Regions from separate parts of the Homo sapiens genome. Here region 2 is linked to region 1. The links are chromatin loops, found by intact Hi-C in ENCODE. Cell type or tissue: PC-3. All regions are shown on one strand.

What was found. Peaks named below come from ENCODE experiments on the same cell type or tissue, not always from the same donor. Only the 100,000 strongest peaks of a DNase experiment are listed, where the experiment ranks them.
Region 2: it touches region 1 in a loop (14-fold over the local background); 4 of 110 quality-filtered maps call a loop at or near these places.

What each region holds. Positions count from the first base shown.
Region 1 is chr3:106,823,978-106,826,477 of GRCh38, forward strand. No RefSeq gene overlaps it. Among named protein-coding and RNA genes, the nearest start is that of LINC00882, 420 kb to the right of the region's middle. In PC-3, a CTCF peak has its summit at 993 (motif pointing right); a DNase peak (open chromatin) is centred at 1,084.
Region 2 is chr3:107,117,428-107,119,927 of GRCh38, forward strand. All of the region lies in intron 2 of LINC00882 (long intergenic non-protein coding RNA 882), which reads right to left. Among named protein-coding and RNA genes, the nearest start is that of LINC00882, 120 kb to the right of the region's middle. In PC-3, CTCF peaks have their summits at 978 (motif pointing left) and 1,185; a DNase peak (open chromatin) is centred at 954.

The DNA.
Region 1 (2,500 bases):
CTGTGCCTCACATGCTGATACTGCTGATGTTTTCAGGACACTGAAATAAACTGCATGGTTTCTTTTATAAACTTTATAAACTGTATGGTTTCTGCTGCTTCCTGACCTGGACTTCAGGTACCAAATTCTCTCTGTACTGAAGAGCGAAATTCTAATTATTAACCCTGTGTGGTACACTGTCACTAACATGGAGCAGGGATCCCTCTTAGGGGCCTGCTACCTAAGATAGCTCCCCACTCCCCATGCATGAAAATAAAGAAAAATTTTGAGTTCCTTCAAGGAAATTTCCAGGTACCTAGCTAGCTTTGGTAAGTAAATGAGCAACCTGATAATAAGCAAAAAGGTGATAATAACTTAGAACAACAGCCAAGGAAATTTGAGCCTCAAGATGTTTGATTCCCTTGGTAGCTAAAGGTAATATCTTAACATATATTCCTGAGTTGTTTTTCATAAACCTGGACCCCCACTGGGTAGAAAATGCCATCCACTGGCACACAGATCTCAGATAAAGGGGCACTGAGGGCTGAAATCTGACTGCTGTTCTTTGTTCTAAATTTCTTCCTGAGGGTCCTGGAGTCATGCCCACAGGCCAAACTTCAACATTCCTTTCTGCTAACCCCAAGACTTTAGACAAAGATTTGCTCTCTTAACCAATCACAAATCAAAGAATCTTTGAATCCACCTATAACCTGAAAGGCCCTGCTTCAAGATATCCCACCATTTTGGGCCAAAGCATTGTATAACTTCCATGTATTAATTTATCATTTTGTCTGTAACTTCTTTTTTGAAATTCAACCCTGCCTTTAAAATCCCTTGCTTGTAAACCATCAGGGAAGTCAGGTCTTAAGCATTAGCTGTCCAATTCTCTTTGCTTGGCACCCTGCAAATAAACACCATGCTTTCTCTTGCTGCAAACCTCAGTGTGGATGTTTGGTTTTACTGTGCCGGATAAGCAGACCCAGGCTTGGTTTGGTAAAACCAACCAGGCCACAAGGTGTCACTGCTTTTGCCCTTTCTCACACAGTCCTTTCACTTCTTCCTTAGCCACTATTTAGTAATGGTTTCCTCTGAACTCAAAACTATTCCAGAAGGGCAGTGAATTGAATGATCCACAATAAAATGTGACTCAGACTACACTATGAGTGTCCATCCTCTTGCACACAATGATTTACCTAAGCAAGGTCAATCAGAAGTTGACAAGGCTTCTGAAGTTGACAAGGCTACTGAAGGAGGGCTAGTTTTTCTCCTTCTGTGAGATCATAATTTTTTTAAAAACTGGCTAAGTCTGGACACTCCAGGAGCCATCTAGATGCCACACAGAGACAGTCTGTCTTGAGAATAAAGCCAAGAAGAGGCAAACACAGCATAATTTAGAATGGCGCTCACTAACAGAGTTGCCACCACGCAGTGTTTTACATTTGAACTGATTCAGAATAAATGGAAATACTTTATTTTCTCAGTTGGCCATTAGCCGCACTTCAAGTACTCAATAGTCACATGTGACAGTTGAATTAGACAGTTGAGATATAGAACATTTCTATCATCACAGAGTGTTTTATTGAACAGCATGATCTAAAGGAAGAAACTGAGTTCTAATTTCATCCTTTAAACCCCTGTATCCAGCATTGCCTAAAGCTGCATCCACTTTAAATTTCATTTTGATTTAAGCTAAAATAATGAAAGCATGTTTAACTTTTACTTGTGACCTTTAAAAATTTACAACATAAACTAGCCCTCGGTCCTTTTCCTCAGAACCAGATGCAGAAAACAGACAACCTTTTCATGTTTTTCCAGGTTTTTTTTTTTTTTCCATGAACTATCCTGAGAAGACTCAACCTCACCGTCTCCTTCAGAAAATACACACACACACATAAGCACACATTTACCATGAAAAGAAATTTGAGGCAGGGGTTTGGTAGGTGTTATCACAAAGCCAGTCTCTAGTGTCAAAGATAACCAAATCGGACACTAGTTTAAAGTAGTGAAAACAGATTTTATTCAGTAATTGTTAACAGTAGGAGAAAGAGCGGAGCTGCATTCTGATTTGCACAGAGGTGACTGGGCAATTTAAAGCAGGGAGTCAAGTGAAAAATTACAGTCAGTCAGTATAAATGCCATTAGGCCAGCTGTGTCTGCTGGCTGGCAACTACTGAAGTTAGGATTCTGTTCTCTTACAGAGCTTGGAAAACACAGACTATCCTTCCTGATGACTGCATTTCAAAGGAATGGCTTTCAGGCCCTTGAGAAAGACACTCTTGAATTGTATGAAATACAAATACATCTCAAAGAAACACAGAAAGGATTTCCAATTTTTTTGTTTGTTTGATAAACATTCTAAGAAAGGGAGACCTATCATCAGATATTGAGTAGAACAAAGGGAAAATTCTTTTGACAGCCCAGAGCTTTTCAAGACAGGCACTCAAAAGAGGGCTGGATTTGTCCCAGAGACAGGCCTTAGGTAGCTATTGGCCATGTTAAAGTTTGGTCAAGTCTCTCGGTA
Region 2 (2,500 bases), 290 kb after region 1:
ACTTTATGAAAAGAGATGGTCAAAGGACACTTTTGAAATATTCCTAAACCATACAAAAAGTCTAAAAGGAAAACTGAGGTGACAGATTATAGTTCAGGACTTAAATCAGTTTCAAATTTGACATGATCATAATTAATCACTTTTGTGTTCACACGTATTTTGCAAGAAGACTTAGAATCCATCATGTACTGACAAAGAATGAAGTAAGCGTACCTAGACCCTCCTCAATTGAATAGAGGACATTCCAACTCCTTTGCCCTGGCCCCTGCCCACTGCCCTAAATTAATTCACTATAAATAAGGACATCTAAGCAAACTACAGATCACAAGGAGTAGTAACTACCAACAAACATGAAACACTACTTTTCCATACTAGATAAATTGCAACAATTGTGGTAGAATAGCTTTGAAAGTTGTATTGAATTTAGAAATCTGGCTTTAGGAAGTACAGCAGAGGAAGCCAACTTTTCTGAAATAGCCAATAATGCAGAAACACTTTAAATGGTATTGAATGCTCCCCAGTTTCCTGAGGACCAAATAGATATTTCAGCAATTTATCAAGAACAATTAATCCTAGAAAATTGCCAATAATTCCTCTGTCTCAGAAAGAACGACCCATCTGCATTCTCGCCTTCCAAGAGCATGGCAGAGTTTGTTTCTCAGTTCTTCCCACAATTCAACTCTGATAAGTGAAATAAGGAAGGAGCTAAAAAGCGTGAAGAAATTTTTCTAAAATGTTTACAACCACAGAACCTGCCAACTGCTGCTTCCCCATTAGCTGAGTATGTTTTGGGCCACTGAAGCTCGGGTGTCAGCTCCTGGCTTGACGACGATTCCGTAAACAAAGAGACTTCAATATGTTTTATGCCCAAAATGCTCAAAACAGACACAGAGGCTCACAGGCCTGATGCCTGAGCCTCCCGCAAATGCTCAGCCAAACCACTCTATCAATCACGATTATTTGGTGCCCCCCTCTGGCCTTACTGCAGCAATTTCATTTAGCTTTCCTAAGAAACTGAAAAGAATTCTGAACGAAAGTCCAGGGTGCAATCACAAAAATCTGCCTGCAAGAGAAACCTAGTTTTGTCTGCACTTATAATAATTACTCCAATTCTCAATGGCAGAGGAAAATTTGGCAGGGCTGACTGCATGTTAAAAGCATGGTGATAAGAATGTTATATCACCATAACGTTCTTAAGGTGATATAATTTTGCTTTATGTATTTTTAAACATCCCCCAAGGAGATAGAGAGCTCTATCAGTTCCTCACAGTTAAGATAACTAGGCTACCTGGGCTCTGCTCAGAAGAATAAGTCAATTTACTCTGGAGAAATAATTCTGTGAAACTCAGACAGAGTTAGAACATCATGCAGTTGAAAACTGTATCAAAAACTCAGGCTAAACAATATTACTTATTAAGGTCATATAATACATATACGAGTTATTCACTAGCTCTTACCCAAGTTCCCTGGGTAAGCAAACTACAGAGACAAGAGTTTGTGTCCAGTTCCAGAGAGCTTCCAGGCTCCCAAAATGAATTTTGTCTCCAAATCCAAGGCCTCCTTCACTGTGCGCTTCCCCCTCACTGGCTCCCCCGACCCCCTACCCCCAACCCCCACCGGGACTGAGGTGACCATGCTCCTTCTGTTGGGTCAACATTGTCTGATCTGTTTTGGGGACAGCACATACAAGACTTTCCAGCCATGTTATGAAAGGGCTAGGCAAGGGGACGAGGCACCTCACACCCACATTACTGAGAGCGAGTGGAGTAGTACAAGTGGCAGAGATAGGCCCTATGGGGTTTCCAGAGCAGCTCTGAGGGTGCTAGATCCTAACAGGGCAAGATGACAAGGGGAAGTCAAGCTGTGAAGGCAAGAGGGAGAGGAGCCAAGGAGGTTCCTGTGGGTCAGAGGAAAGTGACTGTGGAGGAAGTCTTTGTCCAGGGCTTTGGGTGTTGGCGTCAGCTCCTCACGCAGCAGGTATAAGACAGACGGAAGGCACATAGGAACATTCGTAACTCTTCTAACTCTTCTAACATCCCTAACTCTTCCTTTCTTGCCCCTTTCTTCAGAGTTTGGAAACTCAGAGACCTCCAGGATTGGAACATGCAACTGATTCTTATTTGAAAGTGGTGAAAAACAAAACTGAAAAAGTCGGTGAGGAAAAAAGATCAACTAAAATTCAGCTTTGGGATAAGGACGAATTTAGCACCTTTTCTGGAAATCTCTGAAGCAATTACATTTGTACCCAGTAAATATTCTCATTTGGAAAAAAAAAACTGCTCAAGAAAGAGAGTAATAAAAATAACCACAATGAGGGCTCTCATTAATACTGGATCTTATGGAAACCAATTGTTCAGTCCCTCAACAAAAGACCAGATGGGCAGGAAGCTAAATATACACCATGCACTAAACATTATGAGTATCATAGTTTACAAGTCAAAGGGGGCTCTATTGAAGATAGTTCTATTTTCCCTCTATATTATCTGCTAGACAATACCTG